Linked DNA regions of Homo sapiens: region 2 is linked to region 1. A link is a loop called in an ENCODE intact Hi-C map of the cell type or tissue named here. Cell type or tissue: K562. All regions are shown on one strand.

Evidence for each region. A loop is a pair of places that touch in the nucleus more often than their neighbours do. Peaks named below come from ENCODE experiments on the same cell type or tissue, not always from the same donor. Only the 100,000 strongest peaks of a DNase experiment are listed, where the experiment ranks them.
Region 2: a loop joins it to region 1, with 2.7 times the contacts of the local background. A loop is called at or near these places in 1 of 110 quality-filtered maps.

Annotation. Positions count from the first base shown.
Region 1 is chr7:30,757,800-30,765,799 of GRCh38, reverse strand. The region is part of intron 2 of INMT-MINDY4 (INMT-MINDY4 readthrough (NMD candidate)); the gene reads right to left. Among named protein-coding and RNA genes, the nearest start is that of MINDY4, 9.6 kb to the left of the region's middle. In K562, no CTCF peak of the experiment used is centred here; a DNase peak (open chromatin) is centred at 4,419.
Region 2 is chr7:30,892,196-30,900,195 of GRCh38, reverse strand. MINDY4 (MINDY lysine 48 deubiquitinase 4) reads right to left here. Exons shown (of 18, transcript NM_032222.3): 18 at 7,809-8,000. INMT-MINDY4 (INMT-MINDY4 readthrough (NMD candidate)) reads right to left here. Exons shown (of 20, transcript NR_037598.1): 20 at 7,809-8,000. Among named protein-coding and RNA genes, the nearest start is that of AQP1, 16 kb to the left of the region's middle. In K562, a CTCF peak has its summit at 4,989; DNase peaks (open chromatin) are centred at 2,865 and 3,975.

The DNA.
Region 1 (8,000 bases):
GGGGCTGGGAACAGGGATCTGACCAAATGCAACATGTCTGGACTAGGGGGGTTGGAAGAACATTGTGAAACTCCTTCTAATGATGTGACTCTCAGACCTTCCCAGCTGTCTGGCCACCATCCCCAAAGATCAGGACAGGGGGTCCAGCCCAGGCCACTGTCCTTGGCAATATGAAGAGACAGTTTATTTGCACACTCCCCCCATAGTTCTGTCTTATCCACCACATCCCAATCTCTGCTCCCAGGCTGTATCCACATGGTCGCCAACATGAGACTGGAGATGGAGGGGGAACCCAGGCCCCAGCCAGGCTCCAGTAGGAGGAGATGGGACAGCCACCCCTGCAGTGAGATTGTTGGTCTTTCACTAGGCCTGGCACATCCAAGATCTCCTCGCTGTCAGGAATGATGAGGCTCAGCCATTTGTGCAGGTCTGTGCACGGGGACTGACTGGGGAGAGAAAAGAAGATAGCAGAGGTATCCCATGGGGTTTTGAGAAAATGACCATTTTAATCAAGAAGAATGTATAATTCTCCACCAATGTGATAGTTAATTTCATGTGTCAACTTGGCTAGGTCATGATACCCTGCTCTTTGGTCAAATGCCAGCCTGGATGTTGCTGTGTGTAGACTTTGAGTAAAGCAGCTTATCCTTCATAGTGTGGGTGGGCCTCATCCAATAAGTTGATTGCCTTAAAAGCAAAAGACTAAGGTTCCCCAAGGAAGAGAGTGTTCTGTCTTCAGCCTGCCTTTGGACTCAAGCTGCAATATCAACTCTTCCCTGGGTCTCCAACCTGCCAGCCTGCCTTGCAGGTTTCAGACTTGCCAGTCCCCACAATCATGTGAGCCAATTCCTTAAAATAAATCAAGGGAGGAAGAAGGTTGTCCCCAGAGAAAAAGAACTAGTTAGGTCACACAACACACACACACACACACACCCCTGGATAATATAAACCCAACCTACTTTGCTGCACACTTGCCCTGGAATGGCCCTGGAAATTCTTGATCAAAGCTCCTTGGATGCTGTCCAGATAAATGTGCCTTCTCTGGGGCCAAGCAGAGACTTTTGGCAGTTGCTTGACATTCTAATGTTTTCACCAGCAAGTACAGACCCCAAACCTTCAGACATAGCTGTCAGTGCCTCCCTGTGAAAAATTCCTGTTGAAATGGTGCAGACATTCTTTGGAAATCATAACATAGTCTCCTCCAAAGTAGGATTCGGCATAAAAATTCTAGTCTGAGTAAATGAATTGAAACTGCTCCCAAAGTGGTGAAGTCCTGTGTGAAGTCTGCTAGTTGCCCAACAGAATCCATTATTTCCTTCATGCATGGTTATATGTTTGGAGCTGGGCAAAAGACTTCCAAGCCACGTGGTATTTCCCAGCCTTTCTTGAAGTCAGAGGCAGCCATGGAACTAAGTTTGTCACCAGCAGAATAAGAGGGCCGGCACCTTAAAACCAGGCCCTATCTCTTTCATCCTCTTTTCTCTCCTGTAAGCCAGAGCACCAGCTGCAACAATGAGTATGTGCTGTGACCCTAAAGACGAAAGCAACACCTAAGAACAGTGATTCTCAAAAGTGTAGCTGCCCGCCAAACACCAGCATCAGCACCACTTGAAAACTAGAAATGCAAATTCTCAGTCCCTACATCAGATGTGCTGAATCAGAAACTCTGAGGGTGGGGCCCAGCAATCTGTGTTTATAAGACTTCCAGGTACTTCTGATGCTCACTCGAGTTTAAGTGTGCTATCCTGGGGGATGGCAGAAATAAGATAGAAGGAACCTGGTTCCCTGAATGACTGCATGGAGCATTCACATGGTGACACGGACTTCAGATGGTTACAGGTGAGAGAAATACACTTTCATCTGGTTTGAGCTTAGTGTTTTTATTTTTTTTAATTTTTTTTCTATTTTTGGAAGTGGGGATGAGGGAGTCTTTTGTTAAAGCAGCTTTTTTTTTCAACCTAAATACTATGAATCTCTAAGAATGAGTGAAAGCTCAATCAGTTGTGGGGCAGTGGTCTCTTTCTCCAGGGTTTGCTAGACCAGATATTCCCACAGGGATTGTCAGTACTGATGTATCACAAATTGATTATAGGGATGCTGGAGTCACAATCTCCTCAGGCCTCAGGACAGCTAAATGGAGCCTATCTGGCCAGATACCATAGGCCATTACTACCATGAACAGTCTTCTCCATTTATCTCAGGCTGTACAAATATGATTTTCTGTATGTGCCCTGGAGATGCCTCCTGCTGCTCACAATTTTTAATCTTCTGCCTCTTGCTCTCCCTCTCCCCTGGTTCTCTGACTTCTTAGTCTACAGCTCTTTACAAACCTGGCTCCCTTGCTCTGATGGTTCAATTGGAGCACCTTCCTCTAGGTTGGTTACCTGAATATTTGAACTCCATGCACTTGGGCTGATGGTTATAGGGATTTTTCCCTTCTACTTCAGTCTCTATGCAGAGACCATGATATATCCTCAGCTTTAAGGCAGGCCTTGAGGATAGTCACAGGGTTTCTTCTCTGTGACTATCCCAGGTTTCCTGGCTTGAGTCCTTCACAAAAACAAGGCTGTTTGGAGCAAGCAGCAACTAGTGCCTTCCCAGCTCAACTCTAGCTGAAGGGTGGCTGCTTTGTGAACCCCTTCCTGTCCCCGGCATGCCAAGTGCTGGGCCTCTAGGTCCAGAGCTGAAGGAGGCAGCCCCAGAGCCCTCATCCATTTCTTTTACTCCTATGCCTGATTATAATGGTTAGTACCCATTTCCATTCAGAGTGACAGAAAAACTCAAAATAAGAGTAACTTAGTAAGGAAGTACTCAAAAAAATAAGGGAATCATGTCAGAAGAACAAACCACCACCCAGCTTAAAAGGGGTCCTACTGGCTAAATCTGTATATCAGAGTAAGTTATGATAGTCACAGATTATAACCAACTGAATAAAATAAGAACCCATGAGTCCATGTTTATATATATATATAGATAGATATATATATAGATATATAGATAGATAGATAGATATATAGATATATATATAGATAGATATATATAGATATATATATAGATAGATATATAGATATATATATAGATAGATATATAGATAGATAGATAGATATAGATATATATATATATATATAGATATATAAAGGAGAAGGGAAAGCCTCTCCTTACATTTGAATGTGAACTCATAAATGTAGAAAGGATGATGGAATTTGCCAATCATCATTTGGCAACCAGGATAATGATAATAATTCATTCAGACAAGAATCATCAATGGATGCTAAAACTAGTGGATACAGGATATTTATGTCATCTCAAAGAATCTCTCCATAAGATACTGCTTAATTACAAAGGGGAAAATGTTCACTTTATGATGGAGAAGTTGGCCAACCCATTAACCAAGTGATCAAAGTTATCATCCCCAGCCAGAGGACTATCAATGTTACATACCTCCTTATGCACTGAAAGAGACACAACACCACTTCTCTGGCATTTCTGCCATAATAATAATAAGGGTAACAATAATATCAGTGACTTAAACAAGATGAAAGTCTATTTGTCTCTCACATAAAAACCCAGGGCTCATGAGTGCTTCACATTATTAGGTTCCCAGTTTCCCTCTGTCTTGTTTCTCCGCCATGTGTGGCCTTGACCTCCTAAACCAAGATGCCAGCAGCCACATTCCAGATCACAGGACAGGGTAAAGGATGAAGAGTAAATAGCAGAGTCTAGGTTTACGACATCTTAAGGAAGGCTTCCAGAAGCTGGTACGACACTTCTGCTCAAATCCCTTCGGTCAGAACTCACTCACTTGACCGCACAAAGCTACAAAGGGGACTAGGAAATATAGTCTTGTTTAAGGCAGCCTTGCCCAGCTAAATGGAGCCCAGCCAAAAAATCTATTACTCTGAAGAAGTTAATGGGCATAGTGGGCACGGGAGAACAACTAGCAATCTCTGGAACACTGGCGTTCTTTTGTTTCAAGATGTCATGTTTCTATACCTCTGGTTCTTTTTATTAGGATCTCAGTTCATGACACCCCACACGCTTATTGTACATATAACATGCCCACATGTGCAGGATCTCAGAACTCAAGTCCTGCAGTCCTTGATCTCCACACGAGCCTGGGCCTGTCTCACTTCTGTGCTTGTACACAACTGTATGTTTTTATAGCTTTTCCCGTAAGTAGAGGCAGTTGCCTACGAAAATTTCTCCATGACCTCTGTGCTGCCTAAGCTGAGATGACCAGAATGGCCAACTTTTGTTCCTTTCCTTTCTAGATAAGCAGTTAAAATGACTCTGGTAAACAACCATGTTCCCCAAGCTTGGGTTTTTTCAGAGTTCTAGGAAAAAGAATAAATGCAGGGTTTTTGAGACTAGAATGGAGTCGCAAGATAAGCAGCATTTCTCAGCAAGGAGTCAAGAATGCATTAGGATAAGATAAGCTGAACTTACAGGCAGAGGGCAAAAGAGCTGTTGGGGTTTCATCCTCCTCTTCCCCACCTCCCCCACAGACCCTTCAACCTCCAGCTCCACCCCCATAAGGATACGGGAGTTAGAAATAGGTCAGGAAGAGATTGGGAAATGTACGTCCTTTTGAGCCTATGAAATGCTTCTGCTGGCATCTCTCCAAGTCTGGCTTGGCCTTGCTACTTGATTCCTATGATGTGGTGGAGGTAGATAGGTAGGAAGTAGGGGGTACCACACAGATAATAAATCTCCTGTGTCTTCTGTTTTCAAATTCAGGTTACTTCAGGACCACAGGGGCCATGACTTAGGAGTGGAGATGGGTTTTTGTGTAATTAGCCGCAACACACAGGTGTTCCCTCTGCTGGGAATGGCTAGCCCTTTTCTCCATCAGCCATCAGTGAACTATTCACTCTTCACTCTCAGCTCACAGATCACCTCCATGGCTTCCTGGACTTCCCCCAAGCCTAGTTAGATGTTCTTCTGCACCCCTGTGAGATGACAGTGTGGGGTCCAGGTTAAGCTCAGGCTCTGGAATGACAGTGCTTGGGTTCATAAGCCCAGCTCTCTACTTAATAGCTACTTTGAGAAGGTCTGTGCCTCAGTTTCCTCACCTGTAAAATGGAATTTCAAAATAATACTGTCCACATGAGCTGTTGTGAGAATTCAGTGAGTTTTACCTGTGGCTGGCCTCATAACGGCATTATTCACAATAGCCCAAACACAAACACCACCAAGTGTCCATCAGTGGATGAATGGATAAACAAAATGTGGCATATCCATACGATGGTATATTATTCAACCTTGAAAAGGAAGGAAATTCTGACACAGTGCAGCACGGATGAACCTGAAGACATTATGCTAAGTGAAATAAGCCAGTCACAAATGGACAAATACTGTATGATTCCACTTATATGAGGTACTTAGGGTAGTCACATTCATAAAGACACAGTAGAATGGCGGTTGCTGGGGGCGAGGGGAAGGGAGACCAGGAGTTACTGTCTAACGGGTACAGAGTTTCACCGTTGCATGATGAAACAGTTCTGTGGACCAATGGTCATGACTTACAAGTCTGCCTCTCTGCCCCAAACAGAAGGTTCCTTCCTTTAGTCACAATAGGGTTTTCTTCCCTAAAGAGTCCTTCCCCCATAGTCTTGACAGCATATCACAGGTTCTGCCCATTGGATAGAGTAAAACAAAATGTTTTATTAGAGCATGTAGAGAGTACTTATGGACAAATGACAGAGCACAGCATAGTCCCTCAGTCCATCCCAGCCCCATTTCATAAGGTAGAACAGCTTCCACAGCCCCCAAAGATTCCCTCACACCCTTGCCCACTCTCTCCTTCCAGGCAGCCAGCTGACTCTCTGCACTGAGCCGTCCAAGGAGCAGAGCCCCGGGTCTGGATCCTGTGTCTTTTCCCTGTGTCTTGGCCAGATCGCTCGCTAAGGGAGGTCCTGACATCACAAGGAGGGGGCATTTGTAGCCTCCTTTCCTTGGCAATCTCCTCTCCTGGACATTGCCTGGCTGCCACCTGGCAGAAGCCAGCCCCTTTTTGGCTGCCTCAACAGACAATTCACTTGTCTTTAAAATTCCCTACAAGACCTATTTTAGCCACTATTCTTCCCCTGTTTGTGGACATGGGCTCTCAGGGATCCACATCGGCTGGACCTCCCACTTCTTCCGCCTGTTGATCATTCTGCCATGAGCATGTCTAAAACTACCCATATTCGGCAAGGCACAGTGGTTCACACCTGTAATCCCAGCACTTTGGGAGGCCAAGGCGGGCAAATCACCTGACGTCAGGAGTTCGAGACCAGCCTGGCCAACATGGTGAAACCCTTTCTCTACTAAAAATACAAAAATTAGCCAGGCATGGTGGTAGACGCCTGTAATTCCAGCTGCTCAGGAGGCTGAGGCAGGAGAATCACTTGTACCCAGGAGGCGGAGGTTGTAATGAGCCAAGAACATGCCATTGTATTTCAGTCTGGGCAACAAGAGCGAAACTAGGTCTCAAAAAAATAAAAATAAAAATAAAAATAAAACTACCCATATTCAATGCCTTTCCAGACAAGGCCGGAGAGGGCTGTACTGAGAGAAGAGCTGGGGTCCACATGCTCTCTGGGGTAAAGCATGAGCCCGGAAGGGAAGGACTGCTGGCAGGGATGTTATCACAGAAACGAGTCTATGCTAAAAGAGAGCCAAAGGGAAGCAGGGCCCCCTGCCCTTCCAAGCCGGGTGGGGAGACCTGGTGGAATGAGGGTACACAGGGTGAACGAGGAGTCAGAACGCCTGAGTTCTTACTCCAGCTCTGTCACCAGCTTGCTGTGTGTCTCTGGACAAGTCGCTTTCCCTCTTGGGACCTATCGTCCCTGACTACAAAAAAAATGGAGATTTGGCTGGGCATGGTGGCTCACGCCTGTAATCCCAGCACCTTGGGAGGCCGAAGAGGGAGGATCACTTGAGGTCAGAGGTTCAAGACCAGTGTGGCCAACATGGTGAAACCCTGTCTATACTGAAAATAAAAAAATTAGCTGAGTGTGGTGGTGCACGCCTGTAGTCCCAGCGACTTGGGAGGCTGCAGCAAGATAATCGCTTGAACGTGGGAAGCTGAGGTTGCAGTGAGCTGAGATTGCACCACTGCACTCCAGCCTGGGCGATAGAGTGTGACTCTGTCTCAAAACAAACAAACAAAAAACCCGGAGATTAGACTGGGTAATTTTGAAAGACCATCTCAGCCCTGACCCTCTGGGGGAATAACATCAATGGGTCAATTTGTGCAAAACCTTTTACTTTTTAAAGCACAAAAATTTGCTGGGCATGGTGGTGCATGCCTGTAATCCCAGCTACTCAGGAGGCTGAGGCAGGAGAATCACTTGAACCCAGGAGGCGGAGCTTGCAGTGAGCTGAGATCGCACCATTGCACGCCAGCTTGGGCAACAAGAGTGAAACTACACCTTAAAAAAAGCACTTTCACCATCCTGGCTAACACGGTGAAACCCCGTCTCTACTAAAAATACAAAAAATTAGCCGGGCGTGGTGACGGGCACCTGTAGTCCCAGCTACTGGGGAGGTTGAGGCAGGAGAATGGCCTGAACCCGGGAGGCGGAGCTTGCAGTGAGCCGAGATAACGCCACTGCACTCCAGCCTGGGCGACGGAGTGAGACTCTGCCTCAAAAAAAAAAGCACTTCCACATCAATGACTTCCTGCTGTTCTTAGGATGTTCCTGTAGATTATTAGATTAAATCTCATGGATAGGAATACGAGGCCCAGAGAAGTGAAACAATTAGTGGCAGGGCTGAGAGTAGATTCCAGGTCTCCTGGCTCTTATCAAGGTTGCTGTGCCCAGGGTGTACCCACACAAAGGCACAGATTGGGGCTGAGGGAAAAAGGGAGGCTGACAGGTGCTCAGTAGTGTGACCCAATCAGCCTTAAGGAAGGGACATCTTTCTCTAATTGGTCTGCCCAGAAGAGGCACCTTGTTCTCATAGCGCTTCCACAGGGAGATGGAACAGCTTTTCTCAATTAATCAGCCCTGAAC
Region 2 (8,000 bases), 130 kb before region 1:
ACCCATCTCTCCCTCCGGACTGCTTGTGAGGGGTGAGGGGAGGGGTCTGAATTGAAGGAAAGGCTGGGTTCTCACACAATAGCACACGGGTATAGAAACCAAGACACTCACAGATTTTTCCAGAGTCCCCAAAATAAGTCTCAGGAAATAAAGGAAGATAGGAGAGGAGGGGCTCCGGGAAGCCCCACCCTCTCCTCTGCCCTGCTTGGGGGCCTTCCAGAATCTCAGCAAATCCTCTGGGAGGCGAGGAATGAGCAGGGAGAGCTTGGGCACCTGCCATCTGTTAGCCTCAGGCCCCGAGCCAGCACCTGGCTGGCTGAGCCTCAGTTTCTTTATCTGTCACCAGGGAGGTGTGAGTGCCAGGCTCGTTAGGGGCTGTACACAGTGTCTGTCCCTGTTGCCCTCGATCTCAGTCTCAGGAGTGGTCACTGCTGGGAATGCTGGCCCAGTCGCTGTGCAGGGAGGGCCTCCTCATCCAATCACCTCCTTTCACAAGCAGGGAACCAAAGCCCAGAGCAGGGAGGAACAGCCTTAAGGGGGCAAGCAGAGAAGAAGCCATTTATCCAGTTGGCCCAGGAGCAGCTATGGGGCCTGGAGAGCCAGGGAAAGGAGAGGAGGGCCTTGCCTTTCAGGGCTGGGTTTGGAAAGGTACAGGGAGGGACTGATTTCCAGGGATCAGTCCACAGAGACAATGCCCAGCAGACCTCACTACATCACAGCATCTCATACGGTCACCCTTCCTGAATCTCAGTGAGGTGAACTTGCCCCAACCCCCACACCCTCCTATCAGCTCATGGCAAAAGAGCCAACATTTACTGGGCACCTACTAGGCGCCAGGTGCTCTTCTAGGCACCTTACACTTAATCCTCACACCAATCTTATATAGTTTACGCTGTTATTATTCCCATTTTACAGACAGGGAAACTGAGGCTCAGAAAGGTCACTTTATGTGTGTGTGTGTGTGTGCATGTGTGTGTGTGCGCGTGCGTGTGTGTGTGCGTGCATGCATATTTTGTAACTTAGCTACGGTGACACAACTGAGAGGTTGGAGCTAAGATCTAAACTCAGGTGGTCCAAATTCCAGTAGAAGCTTGTAATCACTTCATCATCCAACCCAAGCCCCTTTCCTCACAGACCACACCCTGCGGTAGGGGCAGCAAGGATCCCCAAAACCAAGAGAGAGGGAATGGCAGACAGACTTGCGCCTCTGATCCACAGGTCCAGGACAAGGGCCCCCAACAACAGCAGACACAGGAGGAGGTATGGGTCTCTGTTCTGGGGCTGGGAACTCACTTTCCTGCCTAATAAGAGATTCCTGGTCCTCAGGAGATAAACAGTCTCCATAATGCCAACTGGGACCCCCAAGAGCTGGGGAAACTAAGTCTCTCCATGGGTAGGGGGCCTACTCAAGACCACCTAGGGACTGAAAATCATCCTGCCAGCCTGGCTGTCTTCCGCAATGGACTTGGAGGTGGGAGCCAGCCAGTCCAGCTGGCCCAAGGTCACCAACGGCATGGAAAACAATAGACAGTGGGTCCAGCCATGGCGGGAGCCAGAACAAAGCCCTGGGCACTTCCTCGAATTGAGGCCCCCTCCTTCATGGTTTGCCAAGGCACGGGGGCAGAGGAAGCCTTCCTTCATCACGTGGCGGGGATGTTTTGCAAAGATGCTCTAGGGACAGCTGCAGCCACCAGTGCTGACGGAGAAGCAGGCAGACGGAACCGCTGCTGGAGGCAAGATCTGCCTGCCAGGAAGCAGGGAAGAGAGCGGGGACTTGGGTGCGGGTCCATGGGCCCACCACCTTGCTCCTTTGGCTGAAGCACTAAAAGGCAGGATGTCTCTGGGAGGCCTGCACAGGAGGATCGCTTGAGCTCAGGAGCTCGAGAACAGTCTGGGCAACACAGAAAGACCTTGTCTCTATTAAAATAAATTAAAAAATTAGCCAGGCATGGTGGCACACACCTGTAGTCCCAGCTACTTGGGAAGCTGATTTAGGAGGATTGCTTGAGCCCAGGAGATCAAGGCTGCAGTGAGCTGTGATTGTGCCACTGCACCTCCAGCCTGGATGACCCTGTCTCAAAAAAAAGAAAAAAAAAAAAAAAGCAGGCTCTCTCACACCGGATCCTCCTCTCCATGGCCCCAGCTAAGAAGTTAGCGTCTTCCTTCTGATCTGTCCTCCACATTGTTGCCACATCAGTCTTCCCAAACAGCTTGGACCCATCACTGTCCTGCTCTGAAACCCTCCATGGCTCCCTAGTGCTCACAGCTCAAGCTCCTTAACCTGACATTCAAAGCCCTTCAGGATCCAGCCCTGACATCCTTAACCTTCCCACCACCCCCAGACTCCCCAGGCCCCTTGCCCCTGACAACCCAGACCCTCTGCTTATCTGGAATGCTCTCTGCCCCTCCTCCCACCCACTTTCCTTCAGGGTCCAGTTTCAATCCTCCCCCTTCAAGAAGCTTTCGACTGCTCCAGCCCACCAAGAGGATTCCCCTCATCTGAGCTCCAACCCCCAAATACAATCCAAGGATCTGAACCCGGAGTTTGAAGGGCACGGTGGTGGGAGATCAATCAGTAACAGAACAATCCTCCCGCAGACTACAGTTCCCGTGCACGGCAGTTCCTGATTACAAAACTGTCCTGATATAATTATTAATAGCACTCCTCAGGGTCAGTCCTTGTGCTGGGGAGGGGAGGGGAGGGGCAGGGCCCAGGAATGGTGCCAACCCTGGGCTCCCCACAGAGCAGGCCACAGGGAGGTGGACCCGCGAGTGCTGTGCTTATCATGGAGGGCTCCGTGGGGAGGTGGGACTTTGCTGAACCTCAGACAGGCCTTAAACAGAAAATGCCAGAGAAACACTCAGGATCACCCTTATCAAGGGCCACAGGAAAGGCGCCAGGTTTAATCTCAAAGCCACACCTGGAACCAACGGTTTGGAGCCTCAGGCAGCACCTTCCCGCCCTGACACCCAGCTGCCGAGGCTTTCTGCCTGGAGTGGGTGTGAGCAGGGGAGGGGCCTCAAAGTGGGCAGAAGGAGCTTTGGGCTTGTCCCCCAGGGTGGGACAGGTACCTGGGGGAGGGAAAGAGGCAGGGAGGAAGGAGCCCCGGGCCCAGGGGTAAGGAAACAGCACTAGAGGTGTACAGGGGTGTGTGTGCATGTGCTTATGTGTTTGCTTGTGCATACACCTGTGGCCAGGTGACCGACACCCTCTAACTATTAAGACCTAGGCTTGTGAAAGAGGAGGTGATTGAGTCCTGTGAGCACTCAGAGGGGAGGACTTGAACTGTCGGCTGGGTAATCCAGGAGGGCTTCTTAGAGGAGGGGCCTTGGAGCTGGCCTTGTGGGATGGGTAGGATTTGACAGATGGACATGGGGAGCCAGAGGGCAAGGACCCAGGTGAATCAAAGAACACCAGGGAAGGCTGCAGGCAGCCAGGGGCAGTTTGGGAAGAGGCTGCTGGGGTCTGTGGTGGGTGAGGTGTGGGGCTGGAGGGGGAAGCAAGAGGGGAGGCAAAAGGAGGCAGGTTGGAATCACCCCCACCCCCCATCAGATTTATTCCATCCAGCCCCAAGACCATCTGGTGGTCTGGTCTCCAAGAGACCCCTGTGGAAAAGAAATGCCCAGGAGGACTCTTAACTAATGATTCCTGTCTGGGCCTCGGTTTCCCCATCTGTATGGAGAAGGCCTTCAGTGACTTCTTGGAGGAACAGGACACAAGATAGGTATTTTGTGGGAAGGTGAGCAGGAGAATGGAAGGAAGCGCCGCAGTCTGGGAGATGGCGTAAAAAGGAAGGGCAGGAAAGGCCACCCACAGGCGTTGGTAGCCACTGGCCCTTGACCAGCAGGGTCCTGATCCCTTTCTGTGCATAACAGGTCTGCCGGGAACACACACGCAGACACTATAGCCATGTTCTTCCTGGCCCCTCCCCCACGCACCTATCAGTCCACCCCCTCATGCTGGAGTTTGCATTAAGCAATCTCTATTATCGCAAATGCCTGGCATTTTTGCCTGGTAATTAAAGCTCCCACAGCCCCCATGAGGATTAGTGCATGATTAGGAAGTAGGGCGGACTGTGGTGGGTGGAGAAATACCTGCAAATAGACTTGGCAACCTGACTGCCTCCTGCAAATTTTAGGATCCCCTAAGAGCTCAGTGGCCACGTAAGGATGGTCCACTGGGCCTCCAGTAGCAAAGGCCACTAGCCATCTTTCACTTCCATCCCCTCAATGTGCTCCCAGCCTCTGCCCCACACCCCACTCTCCTGCCAGGGAGAGAGAGGTCTGAAGCAGCACGCTGAGAAGTTCTCCTCTCCCAGGGAAACGTCCCAGCCCCAGACCATTGTCTGAGGCCCTCTCCTGCTCTTTGCCTCCACTCCTACTGCTCTGGGCCTCCCACACTGTGGTCACCCCAGAGGAGACCCGCAGACATCAAGGACTTCCCTGGTCTCTGCTTTCACTGTTCCTCTCAGCTGGAATGATCTTCCATCTACTTCGCCACTTGTTAAAACCCTGCTCATCCTCCAACACCCGGATGAGATACCACCTCCTATCTCACTGGAAGTATTAGGAGCCAACATTTACCGAGTCCTGATGCTGTGCCAGGCCCTGTTCTAAGCACTGCACCATGTAGTAACTCACTTAATCCTCATCCCAGCCCTAGGAGGTTGTAATTCTACAGATGAGGAAACTGAGGCCCAGTGAGCTCGAGTCAAGTGCTCAAGGCCCCAGAGGCAGGAAGCAGGGGAGTCAGGGCTGCACTCAGGCCTGGGATCTGATGCAGCTTCTTCCTCATGTGCCCATGACCGCCTCCCACACATGCCTTCAGTACTTCATTTTGGTGGCTATTTGTGCATTTCACACTGTCTCCCCACAAAATCACAACCTCCAGAGCAGGCTTTAAGTGAAAGCACAGACTCGGATCCCCTAGTTCTGGGCACAGCCTGAGTCCGCATTTCTAAGCCTGGACATCAGGCGGTGCTGCTGCTGCTGGTTTGAAGACAGCACTTTGAGTGGTGAATCCGGACTAGGGCAGAGACGCCCTGCTGTGCCACCCTTGCTTAGCAGAGCCTAGGGTCTGTGGAAGCCTCTCTGAGACTTCACCAGCCCCGGCCCTCACGGCGGGCGGGAGCGCTGCTGCTCCTCTTCCACGGCTGGTGTTCTGGATGGGCTGGGTCCTGCCCCCAACGCTGTGTTCCCTTTGGGCTCAGACATGGAGACCCTGGGGAGCAGTCAGGTGGAGTCTGGACAAAGCTTGCCTTAGTACAGCCTCCAACACCCCTCCAAGCCCTGGCCCAGCTCTGACCCCCAGGGAATTCTTGCAGCTCTGGAAACCGCTCTTCTGACAGGTGCTCCCTCTATGTAGAACTAACAGGGAGAGTGCTGTGAATGATCCTCCCACCACGAGAGAGGATGAAGAAAGTATTGGGCTGGCAGTCGAAGAGGTCGGGGCTAGTGAGGATGTCCCTGGAGAGAAGCATCAGTGTGCTCGGGTCCCTGGGTCCCCTTCCCCTAGCCATGGGGAGCAGAGAGGGTGAATCTCCACTCCTAAAGTCAAGTGAGGGAGGCTTCAAGGAGACTGCCTGAAAGCTTGATTTGTGTCCCCAGGATGTGGGACACTCGCATGGAGTGGGGAAGGTTAAAGGTGAGGAGCTCCCGACAGATGGTGGGGCAGGAGATGGGGTGAGTGGGGAAGGTCTGATCTCCAGGATTTGGGAGGCAATGATATGTTGGTGCTTTGCACAGTTCAAGTGTGGATCCTGCAGAAGGAAGACTCGGGTCTTCCATAAAGGTGGTGGAGGAGAGGTTGGCTCTGGCAGAGGGGCTGGAGAGCTGCCATAGCAGCAGTTGGAGGGGGGATCAGCTGACGTGGGGCAGTCCTTAGCAGTGGGAAGCCCCCTCACAAAAGAGGAGGCCAGCACTTCCTATGTGCTCATCAGAGGGCCCACAGCAACACCCAGCACTGCTGCAGGACAGGTTAAGTAAGACCTTGCTGCCCTGCCCCTCCTCCCTGAAGGAGCCACAGCCAGCTTGGGCATCTGGGGAGGACTCCAAGGGCAAGGTGGAAAGGTGACAAAAGCTAACCACAACTCCCTCTCCCAAAATGACCACTGCAAGGGGAGGGGAAACTTTCACATAATCTGGGCAGCTCTGGACTCTCTGAAGCCCACCCACAGTCTCCCTAGAAAACTCTGCCCCTTGGATGGAGATCGCCCATGGGTGAGGAGTCAGGAGCCTGTATTTCATTCCTGCAGGCTTGGTGGCAGCACCATGGACTTGTCCCAGTGTCTGGGTCTGGGGGAGGGTGGTGCTGGGCTGTGCTCATCTTCCATTCCAGGAAAACCTAGGCAAGGAATAAGAAACTGCACAATGTACCTGGCTTCTAGAGAAGCAGGTTTGTAATTTGTTGGAAATGGTCTTCTCAAGCAACACTGGGAATAGTTTGTTTTCTCCAGTGCTGCCAAAGGGACCTTGGTCAGGAGGTTAAGTGAGTTTCATTGAAAAGACACACTTTTCCTTCCCAGGCTGATAAACAAGGCTGCTGCTGGGAAACCGATTTCCTCTGCCCGGGTGCTCAGCTGGAGCGCCCTATCCCTGGCCAAGGAAAACAAATGCATAAACATTTCAGGGATATATAGGAAGCATTTCTGCTGGAAGCCTGCTGTGAATGGCTGCTGGAGTTTACATAGCAAACCCCACCGGGGCCTCGGCACAGCCTGGACAGAGCAGTCCCTACCCTCCCACTTCCCTCCCAGCCTGATTGGCTCTCCGCCTGCCTCTCCCCAAAGACCAACAGTCAGGCCTCTACACATGCCCCATCCACAAGAACACAAGACAAGTGCTTTTGCTGTCACCACCAAATGCCAGTTTTACCCCTGACATGCCTGGCGTCTAAAATAAAAGGGGTCTCCTGTAGCCAGTACTGCAGAGAGACACAGCTCCTGAGCTGCTTGTGTCCTGAGCCCCAGGCGCACATGGAAGCTGGGGACAAGCTACTGTCCGGTGCTGGTGGCTCTCCTAGGCTTCTCCCTGGGCCAGAGCAGACACAGCAGGGGTGCATCCCCTGGTTCCTGTGCGTACACACCCACCTCTACACAGCCCCCTCACAGTCCCAACTGCAGCACTCACTGGGCACAGACAGGGTGGGGTACAGGGCCGGCAGCCTTCATATGGGCAGCCATGTGACAGAAACCCTGAGAGGCTAGTGCTCTGCCCCTGGGCTCCTGTATCCATCCTGTTCTTGTAAACCACTGCAGAGGAGTCCTTCACTGTGCTTTTCACACAACCTCTCTCCTCACCCCCTTCTTCATCAGCAGGCCACCGCACTTCTGCATGTTCTCATCTTCTTTTTGAAACTGGTGGGATATCAATGAATGGAACAAACAAGGCTCAGACTACTATATCCCCTTCATGAGTGATTATTGCACTTTTCCTATTTCAACTTTGCCATCTTTGTTCTGGAATGTGAGGGCTCCACAGGCTCTGCCCATCCAGATTTTCAGACAGCCCTCTCCCCACATGCTCCCCTACAGGTACCAAGGACCTCACCTAGTCCCCAGTCCCTCTGTTTATCCCTGTCCTATTGTCCCCCCATGGCCAAGAGGTCCCTCCTCCTTGGAAGGCTCTTTTCCCACATCTACTTGGCCAGGTCCAGCTTACCCTCCAGGTCCACCTCCATTCTCCTGGGGCCTCACAAGGGCTCTGGGGCGAATCACCCTACCACATTCTCCATACCAGCCATGATCAGCACAGACAGTGCACATCACGCTCTTTGCAGCTGTAGAACAAATGAGCCTGGGCCCTTGACATGGGTTTGACCCATTTTTATAGAAAGCCAGCTACCAGAAGTAATGAGTCCCCAGGGCCAACCACATTGGAGGCCTGGGTGAGGGACCACCCAGCAGGGAGCAAGGGAGGGATGCAGACAAAGGTAGCAGAGACCCTGGCAACCTCCTTCCAGTACTCAGCAGTCACAGCTCAGCTGGGAGGGGACCCAGCAA